Regions from separate parts of the Homo sapiens genome. Here region 2 is linked to region 1. Evidence: read pairs that join two places in POLR2A ChIA-PET (ENCODE). Cell type or tissue: Panc1. All regions are shown on one strand. Each heading gives the region's core, and the rest is flanking DNA. Links, peaks and the distances in the headings are about the cores only.

Region 1 (6,045 bases), core at 402-5,401:
CGTGTCACTAGGAAGATTTTCTAGCCAAGATCTTGGTGCCTGTGATGACTCATGTTTAGATCATGTTCCTTGAGAGTAGGGAAAGATAGGAAAGATATCTGTAAGCAGCTGGTTTTAGCATCTGAGAGTTGTAAATAAAGTTCTTAAGGAAACCATCCAATGATATTACATTGTAGGGAAACTTAGAGGTCATAGAAGCACTTATTCCTCTCCACAGCTAAAATTTCAACCCTTGCTGATATTTCCTTTCCACTTCCAGCCTTAATGATGGCTAAAGTGTCTATCACTAAACAGACATTAGAAAGATTCTGAGAGATTCAGAAGGCTTCTGATTCCAGCACCCCTGAGCCCACCCTTTTTCAAGTAACTGCACTACTAGAAGCTGAATCTTTAGTAAAAAAATACCTGGATATCCAGCCAGGACAAGTGTCAATACATTTTCCAGCCTATAAAAGAGAAACCTGGTCATGGGTAGCCACACAATTAAACACTTCCAATTATATATGTGTGGAATGGGATACAGTCTTTGGGCCACAGACAAAAGGAACCATATTTTGCTTTTTTTTCCCCCACCCGAGAGCTGTGAAGACAGATTCCATAAAGAAATCCAATTTAATAGAGTTGCCACTTGGAAACACATTGGTCTAAACATCAGGGGATCTGGCTTGTCACCCCAGCATTGCCACGAACAAAACATGGGTAGTTGTGTAACTTCTCTAACCCTGTCCCCCACCCCTATAAAATCTCACTGTTGAACCTAGTATCTTTGAAATCTCCTCTAGCTGGAACAGTCTGGAAACCTTATTGGAGGTCTGGTAGGAGACAATTACTCCCTGTGCTTGAAATTAAGCCCACATATTGTGGAGGTATCTCTCCTACTCTCTATTGAAACTTGTGCCTACATCATGTAGTCTAGTTTAAGTACCACTGGGTGATGTCCAGTGTGAAGCATTCATTTAAAAAGGCTCCACGCTTTCTATAAGACAAAAAGTTCTACCACATTAAAAGAGGCAGCGATAGACCTCACTCTTTCTCTTCTTTTCCCCTCGATTTCTTCATCAACCTCAATAACACAAATATGGCTACAGAGACCTTGATCTCAAGTATTTTATAGTCATAGAACAGTAAGATTAGGCTGGGCACAGTGGCTCATGCCTGTAATCCCAGCACTTTGGAATGCTGAGGAGGGCAGATCACTTGAGCTCAGGAATTTAAGATCAGCCTGGGAAACATGGCGAAACCCCATCTCTACAAAAATTACAAAAATTAGCTGAGTCTGGTGGCACACGCCTGTCGTCCCAGCTACTCTGGAGGCTGAGGTGGAAGGATCACTTGAGCGCAGGAGGTCAAGGTTGCAGTGAGCCATGATCATGCCACTGCACTCCAGCCTGGGTGACAAAGTGACCCTGTCTCAAAAAAACCCAAAAAACTAAAAGTTATGAAGTAGTTAGGTGTGGTGGTGTGTAACTATAGTCCCAGCTACTCAGGAGGCTGAGGCAGGAGAACAGCTCAAGCCCAGGAGTTTGAATCCAGCCTAGCCAACATAGCAAAACCCTGTCTCTTAAAAAAAAAAAGTTATGAAATATGACCAAGAAGTTTTTATTAATGAAAGAGGTCGGTGTTGATGATGAAAGAATGATTTCATAAACATGGCTAGAATCTAATATCACTTAGCCAAAGAGCCCTGATAGCTTCAAGGAAACTCCAGCCAAACAAAATTTGAATAAATTTGTCTCTTCCCAGAAAATATAAGACACTATAATGAAGGGTTATAATAATTTACAATTAAATAGTATTGTAACTTAGAACAACTCATATTTCAAGGCTGAGTTTTTGTTTTGTTTTGTTTTGTTTTTTGTTTCTGTTTTGTTTGAGACAGAGTCTCGCTCTGTCGCCAAGCTGGCGTGCAGTGGCACAATCTCAGCTCACTGCAACCTCCGCCTCCCGCGGGTTCAAGCAATTCCCCAGCTTCAGCCTCCCGAGTACCTGGGACTACAGCTGCGCACCACCACACCCAGCTAATTTTTTGTATTTCAGTAAAGATGGGGTTTCACTATGTTGGACAGGATGGTCTCGATCTGACCTTGTGATCCACCCGCCTCGGCCTCCCAAAGTGCTGGCATTACACACATGAGCCACCGCACCCGGCTGGTTGAGTTCTTTTTTGATTGGCACCCAGATTAACAACAACAACAACAACAAAAAACTCTTCTGGTATGTCTTTTTCAAATCATCATAAATAATATTCAAAAGAACATTAGCCAGCTTTGAAGTGCAAATCAAAAATGATGCTTATCTAAATATATGTCCTGCTGTCAGGTAATAATACGTCATTTTCTACCAGCAGAGATATACCTTCATTCTTATCTCCACAGATAAGTGTCCATGTGGTTTGTACAGCTAGGTCTGAAGAATTGGGCTTGCTTTACCTTTTCACTGCAGATAAAAAGGATGTCCTTTGATTTCAGAGAATTAATTGCAGATTAAATACAGCCTCAGCTGAAAGTTCACATCAGCCATTGTGGCATCAGAATAAACATATCTATGACACTGAAAATACTAGGAAAAGATGAAAAAGACAAGATGAAACCACATACAGAGGTCTTCAAGGGAAATACATTTATTTCACTATGTACATCTTTCTCAGGAGCAGAATGCTGTATGGCTCAGAGACTAATCATTAGTCGTATTACATGTCTGAGATGTGCCCTTTCTTTTTTAAAAAATTTTTTAATTAAAAAAAATAGAGATGAGGTCTCACTATGTTGCCCAGGCTGGTCTTGAACTCCTGAACTCAAGCAATCCTCCCAGCTGGACCTTCCAAAGTGCTAGGATTACAGACGTGAGCCCCCATTCCTGGCCTGTGATTTTTTTTTTTTTTTTTTTTTTTTTTTTTTTTGAGACAGAGTCTCGCTCTGTTGCCCACGCTGGAGTGCAGTGGCGCGATCTCGGCTCACTGCAAGCTCCGCCTCCCGGGTTCACGCCATTCTCCTGCCTCAACCTCCCAAGTAGCTGGGACTACAGGTGCCCGCCACCGCGCCCGGCTAATTTTTTGTATTTTTAGTAGAGACGGGGTTTCACCGTGTTAGCCAGGATGGTCTCAATCTCGTAACCTCGTGATCTGCCAGCCTCGGCCTCCCAATGTACTGGGATAACAGGCGTGAGCCACCGCGAGTGTCATTCAAAATGAACTGGTCTGAAACCATGCTTAAAGCCAGTGACATATGGTATAATTCAAAATGTGTCTCAGGTTGGCAGTCTCTCAAATTGCATGTGACTGTCTCTCATTTCCAAAATCAAGATAGTATGATGCATGAGATCAAATCCAATCTTCCAAGTTCGGCTTCCCACTGATTCTGCTGGTCTGCAATATGAATGTGACCCCAGTCATTCTGACAGGATGGGGTAGGGATGGAAATGGTGACTTACAAAAAGGGCCTTGCAATGTTGCCAATGGAGCTCTTTCACTCACAGAGACATCTCAAAATTGATTGCGAGACGCTATGAATGCCTTGTCATTCTGAATGAATGGAAAGCTCAGTGTGGATGTGGCAAACAACAGGAGCTGCTTTCGTGTTGAATCGTCAAATAATCACCATAAAACCTCTGGGCATCTGAAAAGCTTGCCATTGTGAAGTCGAATTAGCTTAGGACTTGGCAGGGTGTTTGTGATGTGGGTGGTGGGTATCACCATGCATGTCATCATTGTAGACACAGCATGTGTTGAAAATAGACTTCTTTCTCCATGTCCTTTTTGAAGCAGTGTCAGAGGAATATAAAATGAGTATGTTGTTGGAAGAGAGACAGCTCACAGTTGGATCTGGATCAGGCAGTATTGGCTGGAACCTGTGAACACTGCCCCGAGACAGATATCTTATCATGCAGACCCTGGCTGGAATTGCTGCTGTTGAGAAAACTCATTTTTTACTTACTTTCCCAGAGAGAAAGTCACAAGATTCGGAATTTTTTAAGTCTGAGGTCTAAAGTAGAGACTGTTTTATGCTGATTTTTAATCCTTGGGTGTAATCTGACTGCCCGGAAAAGTGAAAGCCAAAAGGAGACATAATTTGGAAACACCTATTGATGTTTAATATCTGTAAAGCCATTAAAATTGGAATGACAGTTCCAGCATCTTCATTGAAAATATGTCAAAATAGAACTCTTGCATACAAGTTAATACACTATATAACTTCAGGTTTAAAAAATAACTTTTATTAAGTGGCATCGTAGACAGGGTTTGAATCTCCAAGTACAACAGGGCAAACTTGTTTGGGAGAGAATAAAGACCCAGTGTGGGAACAGACTAGGAATGGGGGTAAAGGGTGCAAGGAAAGCTTTTCCTGGAGAGATGGGAAGATAAAGAATGTACTTTTGCAGTTCAAAGGGATGGGGGTAAGAATTTTGCAACCTCTCCGGAAAAGTGGAATTTTGTGAACTTCTCAGTCCAACCAGAGCCCAAGTTCTTGAAAACAGTAGAAATGCAGGGCTGGGAGCTATGGCTTGCTCCTATGATCCCAGCACTTTGGGAGGCTGAAGCGGTAGAATCACTTGGGCCCAGGAATTTGAGACCAGCCTGGAAAACACAGGGAGAATCCATCCCTACAAAAAAAAAAAAAAAAAAATACAAAAATTAGCCAGGTGTGGTGGTGCATGTTTGTGGTCCCAGCTACTGGGGAGGCTGAGGTGGGAAGATCGCCTGGGCCCAGGAGGTGAAGGCAGCAATGGGCCGTGATCTTACCACTGCACTCCAGCCTGGGGAACAAAGTAAGACTCCTGTCTGAAAGAAAAAAAAAAAGAGCAGAAATGCAAATCTTGGGTGCTGGTGCGGGAGGATGTTGTAGATCTGGGATTCTCAAACTTTAGTGACTATAACAATCACCTGGGGAGCTGGCTTAAAACATAGCAAGCCAGATCCCACTCTCAGAAGTTCCCTGGCAGTAGTTCTGGAGTTGGTGCAGGAATCTGCAATTGAAAAAGTATTTTGAGTATTGTAATTCAAGTAGTTCTTGCATTTTGAGAAATACATTGTATTCTTCATGAGCAAAGGGATTCTACAATTCAGTATCCCTATCCCTTTCCCCTGCTAAAGAAAGAAAAAAAGAAGCCACAACTTTCTCAAAGTGTTTTATTATCCTCTTAGAAGAAATAGTGTTGAAATAGCAGCAGCAGCAACCACCACCCCACCACCAATCCTTGATGCTTTCTTTAAAAGTGTACTAAAATCTTTGGCTGGGCATGGTGGCTCACGCCTGTAACCCCAGCACTTTGGGAGGCCAAAGCAGGAGGATCACTTGAGGTCAGGAGTTCTAGACCAGCCTGGCCAACATGGTGAAACCCCGTCTCTACTAAAAATACAAAAATTAGCCAGCGTCATGGTGCATGCCTGTAATCCCAGCTACTCGGGAGGCTGAAGCAGGAGAATCGCTTTAACACAGGAGGCAGAAGTTGCAGTGAGCTGAGATCGTGCCACTGCACTCTAGCCTGGGTGACAGAGTGAGACTCTGTCTCAAAAACAAAACAAAACAAAAAAAGTACTAAAATCTAACACTTCTTTTTAAAAGTGAGGCTATGTATCAAATATCGTACTTTGCTTATGTTATAACAAGATTAACTACCATTTATTGAGCATTTGCTAATGCCAGGCATTGTGCTAAGCACTTTGAAAATATCACCTAACTTAACACAGTGATCCTGCAAAAAAGGTATTATTCTCTATTTTTTTAATTGATACATAATAGTTGTTCATACTTACTGTTATCTTCTACTTTTATAGCTAGGGAAATTGAGGTTCACAAAAGTTCAGTAACTTATCTGGGATCACGTATTAGTAAGCAAAATATAGCCTGTGAATCCAAAGACCATGCTTTTTTCCAGTGCTTTATTTTAAAATGATCTAATGGGTGGGAGATGACAATTACCATGTGACAAATTCCTGCAAGTGTGTGTAACCAGCTAATGCTGTAGATGGAGCTGTCATTTCCACTTAATCCCCACGTATAAAACTGACACACTGAAAACAGCTAATCAACCATCAATACTCCTCTC
Region 2 (6,045 bases), core at 750-5,749, 140 kb after region 1:
TTCTTTTCAAGTGTAAGTGTAAGTTTGAACAGCAAGAGCTACTTTCTCCAGAGACTGGTCACTACCAAATGAACTGATCATGATGTTCCAGACAAAGAGAACTGGAAAATTCTGGCAAAGAACAGGAATCAAGAGGTTCAGGTGTCAGCCTTCTTATCTACTACTCTAGAAATATGTTCATAAGGTTTTGCCAAAACCACAGTCTCACTATTTAATGAAGCAATAAAGCAAGCTTTTCCAAAAATTACCCTATACATTATAACACCAGTTATAGTTTCTTATGGAGCGGGACATTTCTGAAATTGGCAAAATATTTTTTTTTTCTGCTGATCTTCACCAAATGTTATACTGCATTTCTTAGACTAAAGGATGGGGTGGGTGAGCTAATTTTGCAGTATTCTATAACAATACAACAGAAGTTTGGAGCAGAGCAAGTTTAGTATGGGTCTAGATCCAGCAAGTAACCCACTAGGTTATATCCAGTCACTTTAGTTGTAACTCAGGATATTTCCAATCAAGACAGCTTCTACCTCTGAGCATTCCCAATGTTGTTAGTTCCCGGAACTGGTTTATTCTATTCTGAATCTACGAGAACAAGAAAAGGCCTGGAGCCAAAAGATAGTAGTGGGAGGGTTTAGAAGTCAATGACTTGATGAATTGATTGATGGATCAAATTGCCTGATTGACTAAACCTTAAAAGAACCAGATAATTTGGGTGGGATTGTGGAAATTTTTTGTTATTTTCTTTTTATTCTGTACATACTAGTTTTCAAACAATGAGAAATCTATTTACAGCCAAGTGTGGTGGCTCATGCCTGTAATCCCAGCACTTTGAGAGGCCAAGGTGGGCAGACTGCTGAAGCCCAAGAGTGCAAGACAAGCCTGGGCAACATGATCAAATGCCTTCTCTACAGAAAAAAATGCAAAAATTAGCCGGGTATGATGGCATGCACCTATAGTCCCAGCTATTTAGGAGGCTGAGATGAAAGGATCACCTGACCCCAGGGAGTTCAAGGCTGCAGTGAGCCATGATCATGCCACTGCACTCCAGCCTGGGTGACAGAGTGAGACCCTGTCTCAAAAACAAACAAACAAAATCTACATTCTGTCAGGAAAGTACAGGGACTAGAAGAAAATATAACATTGGAAGGCTTCCCCTCAACTCCTCATGTTTAATCCTTGTGGCTAATTTGGATTTGCAGCTCACATTCCATCTTTTGTTTCTCTCCCAACCTCTTCTGGTCTGTGATCCTCTGTTGACAATTTGAGATTTCCAAACTGCTGACTTAAAGCTCCCTGGACTTGCCAGTGGGGCATCCATCATCATCAAGTATTATTTATTTACTTATTACATTCATGCTAATGGACGCCATCAGAATACCTTGTCTATGTTTTTTATAGTGTCTCACAGTTTACAAAAACTCTTCTATACCCTATCTTATTTTATTTTTGATCCATTTGCCAATGCTGTGTGGTTGCAGATGAAGAAACTGAAGCTAAGAGAGTTGAAATGGCTGGATGCGGTGTCTCACGACTGTAATCCCAGCACTTTGGGAGGCTGAGGTGGGCAGATCACGAGCTCAAGAGATCAAGACCATCCTGGCCAACATGGTGAAGCCCTGTCTCTACTAAAAATACAAAATTAGCCAGGCGTGGTCGCACATGCCTGTAATCCCAGCTACTTGGGAGGCTGAGGCAGGAGAATAGCTTGAACCTGGGAGGCAGAGGTTGCCGTGAACCAAGATCACACCACTGCATTCCAGCCTGGGCATCAGAGTGAGACTCTGTCTCAAAAAAAAAAAAAAAAAAAGGAGAGAGGTGAAATGGGTTGCCTAACTGATGCTGTTCAAAAGTATCAGAATCAGGAGCAAAATACAAACCTACTGGCACTAAGTAGAGTGCTTTTGCTAACCATGTTCCCTCCTACATGACTCTTGTTAAAATTGTTACACCCAGGCGAGTTAGAGAAAACGCCACACTCTGAGACGAATTAAGAGTCTTTTATTTAAGCCAGCAGCCAAAGAGATGGCTAACGCTCAAAATTCTCTCGGCCCCAAGGAAGGGGCTTGATTAACTTTTATACCTTGGTTTAGGAAGGGGAGGGGAAGTTAAATGCAATAATTCTACAGAAGTAAAAACATGCAAGAATCAAAGAAACAAATGGTTACAGAGAGATAAACAATTTAAAAAGACAAATGGTTACAAAAAAGCAACGGAACCAGGTGTGGGGCTCTAAATCTTTCATTAGAGTTAGATATAGATGCTATGCCGGACACGGACTCAAGGCTTTATGTTGTTATCTCTGTGTAAAATCCTGGGAACTTCATACATTGTTTGTTTCAGTACCTTATCAGTTAATTGGGCTCCTTTGAAATGCTGAGGATCTACTTACACAGGTTAACTCCTTGCGGAAGGGGATTGGGTAAGGAGCCCTTAGTGTCTTGTAAATTAAGGGGTCAGTTGGAGTTTGTCCGGCTTTCCCAGCTAGAGAGTCTTATTTACAGGAGAAGCAAGGCTAGGTGATTAAAGAGACAAACAGGGAAAATTTAAAGTAGCGAGTTAGAGTAAAAACAAGGTTAGGCATTACAAAATAAATTCCAAATAGAGGATGCATCCAAACGTTGACGAAAATGAATGAAGCGGCTGGGCGCGGTGGCTCACCCCTGTAATCCCAGCACTTTGGGAGGCTAAGGTGGGTGGATCACTTGAGGTCAGGAGTTCGAGAACAGCCTGGCCAACATGGTGAAACCCCATCTCTACTAAAAATACAAAATTAGCCGGGTGTGGTGGCGCATGTCTGTAAACCCAGCTACTTGGGAGGCTGAGGCAGGAGAATCACTTGAACCCAGGAGGCGGAGGTTGCAGTGAGCCGAGATCGCGCTATTGCACTCCACCCTAGGTGACAAGAGTGAAACTCCATCTCAAAGAAAAATAAAATGAATGAAGCTACAAAAACACAGGCTAGATTTCCACAGCCGTAAAAATACAGGCTAATGCGATTTCTCTCTATAAATGCCCAAACTTTATCTGATCATATATACTCATATCATATATACTCATATCTAAGTATATTTTTCCATACATTTTATAATACATAACATATTGCATGACTACAGATTCAGTTATTATGGAATTATAATTATTATACATTTAAGTTGGAATTCTGTATGCAAAAATATCCTAACACACTTCAATCATATTGTCCACACTACTGAAATATACAAAATATACAACTCCTGTAATACCTGACAACTGTAAACCATCATAATATCATCCCATAGCCAATAAGATAAAAGCTACCAATATCAAGTCCTGTAGAAAATGAGAGAGAGTTACGCAGAAAATCAAACGGGTGCTAGTTAAAGAGGCCAACAATCAATGCCTTAAATCATTAACACGCACACTCACATGCAAAAACAGAAAAGCGTGGAGCAAGAGCAAACAGCCACTTAAGGTATTTGAAGGTAACTACACCTACAGGCTGAACACAGTACACCTGGTAAACTGCAGCCTTGTCTGCGGGAGGTCATCTATCTCAAAACAATCAAATCAGAGGTTATACCTGTGTCTTTTTTCAAGAGAGGACTTTGCAGTAGCACACCACTTCAAGATTTTTACCTAGAGACTGGAATGTGTGCGAATTTCCCTTCCCTGCTTAGTGGAAATAGTCCGAACCTGGAAGGCAGCTTCAATAGCCCACAGTGACTTTTTTTTTTTCCTTTTTTTGAGACAGGGTCAGGTTTCTGTCGCCCAAACTGGAGCGCAGTGGCATAATCAGGGTTCATTGCAGCCTCCTGGGCTCAAGTGATTTTCCCACCTCAGCCCCCAAGTAACTGGGACTACAGGTGTACACCACCATGCCCAGCTAATTTTTTTATTTTTAGTAGAGACAGGGTTTCACCATGTTCCCCACACTGGTCTGGAACTCCTGGACTCAAGCGATCTGCCTGCCTCAGCCTCCCAAACACAATGACTCTTATTACCATCTCCTTAATGGTACCCAATTCAATTCAGCATGTTTTTTTTAGATCCTAACACTGTGTCAAGCTATGGGAGCAGAGAAACGGAGCCCCTGTCCTCATGGAATTCACAATACAGCAGTGAAGAAGAATAGTAAAGCAACAATTCCAAATGTGGTGAGGGTGAACAAAGAGATGTACAAGGTAGGATGAGATCTAACCAAATCTGGGATTCATGGAAAGCCTTATTCATAAGGTCTTGACTTGAAGAATAAAGACAAGTTGTCTGGGTCAAGAGAAGGGCTATAGGAATTGTCATCCCAGCAAAGCGGACAGCATTGTAAATTCTCCAGCATGAATGGAGCCTGAACATGCAGCTCATCCAAAGGAATCAGTATTTTTCTAATCTGTGGTATAACCTAAACAGTCAGTAGCAATTATTGGTTTATTATTTCAAACACTGAGTATGTGTAAAAGATTGTGGGTGAAAGTTGAGTAAAGGTTTCCTTGACATTTTATGAATTATCACTTACATTTTTTCTTTTTCTTTTTTGTTTCCCTGCTGTTCATGAGCTCTAGAAAGCTGTAGAACTATTGCTTACATTTTCACCAACATCTAGGTGTTCTTATTTCTTTGTGCTCTAAAGCTTTTTTTTTGTCTGGTGGGGGGCATCATTTCTGGGTTCTACCACTAAATGTAGGTGGAAGAATACTGGTCCTCCAAAAGTGTCCACACTCTCTCCCTCACCCCTGAACCTGTGAATAGGTTACCTTACAAGGCAAAAGGGACTTCTGTAGATGTGGATTAACCAGGTAGCCCCAATCTAATCACATGAGACTTTAAAAGCAAAAACGTTTCCCAGCTGTAGTCAGAAGGAGCTATAACTACAGAAGGCTCAGAGAGATGCAACGTTGCTAGCTTTGAAGTCACAAGCCAAGGAAGGCAGGCAGCTTCCAGAAGGTGGAAAAGGCCAGGAATTGATTCTCCCCTAAAACCTCCAGAAAAGAATGCAACACCTGCAACACTTTGATTTTTAGCCCGGGAAGATGAATGTTGGCTTTCTGACCTACAGAACAGTAAGATATTAAATTGGTGTTGTTTTAAACCACTAAATTGGTGGTAATTTGTTATGACAGCAATAGAAAACGAATATACAAAGTCAACAATGCATGTGATACTTTAAAACAACACTTGAATCATAATGTTATAACTATTTACATTCATCTCAGCGAATTTCCTTAGTAACAAAATAATCACATCAAATAAAGAGTCTATTAAAAAACTGCAGGCAAAGCTGATTGGGAGCTACCTTGGATTGAAACACTTTCATCGTTTGCCAGGGAGAAAATAAAACCAGGCCATCAAGCCAGAAACTGCTGAACTAGTTCCATGGAAACCAACAAAAATTGAAAGTATAAATCCAGTGATTTATTCTTATGCATTATGTCCCATGTGACTTAGTGAAGAACACAGGGGACACATTAGTACTGTCCCATCCCCTACATAATAAAAGACAGGGAAGTGCTAGCCACTGATGAGCTCTTACGTATATTAACATACTGCATGTTCATACAACACTATATATGTATCATTCTGGCAGCATTTAAGTCTTTTAACCAAGTTTATGTGCCAAATAAATAGCAGCACTAGATTAAAATCCAAATATGATTCCAAAGCCTGTGTTCTTTACATTCTGCCATGCTAAAAAACTGAAATAAGGCCAGGAGCAGCAGCTCATGCCTGTAATCCCAGCACTTTGGGAGGCCGAGGCAGGTGGATCACTTGAGGTCAGGAGTTCGAAACCAGCCTGGCCAACATGGAGAAGCCCTGTCTCTACTAAAAAAAAAAAAAAAAAAATTAGCTGGGCATGGTTGCACAGACCTGTAATCCCAGCTACTCGGGAGGCTGACGCAGGAGAATCAGTTGAACCTGGGAGGCAGAGGTAGCAGTGAGCTGGGATGGCACCACTGCACTCCAGCCTGGGCGACAGAGTGAGAGTTTGTCTCAAAATAAAAATAAAAAAGTAAATTAATTGTGGGAATAAAGATAGTAAGAAAGGCACCCACTACCAGAATGATGACCTCT

What was found. ChIA-PET counts read pairs that join two places held together with the same protein. Peaks named below come from ENCODE experiments on the same cell type or tissue, not always from the same donor. Only the 100,000 strongest peaks of a DNase experiment are listed, where the experiment ranks them.
Region 2: POLR2A ChIA-PET joins it to region 1 with 5 read pairs; 3 of 35 experiments call an interaction of 5 or more read pairs at or near these places.

The regions. Positions count from the first base shown.
Region 1 is chr11:107,696,294-107,702,338 of GRCh38, forward strand. No RefSeq gene overlaps it. Among named protein-coding and RNA genes, the nearest start is that of SLN, 13 kb to the right of the region's middle. In Panc1, for the core only: no CTCF peak of the experiment used is centred there; no DNase peak of the experiment used is centred there.
Region 2 is chr11:107,831,728-107,837,772 of GRCh38, forward strand. The region is part of intron 1 of SLC35F2 (solute carrier family 35 member F2); the gene reads right to left. Among named protein-coding and RNA genes, the nearest start is that of SLC35F2, 24 kb to the right of the region's middle. RefSeq lists enhancers at 490-1,035, 1,036-1,581, 1,582-2,127. In Panc1, for the core only: no CTCF peak of the experiment used is centred there; no DNase peak of the experiment used is centred there; H3K27ac peaks cover 3,730 bases.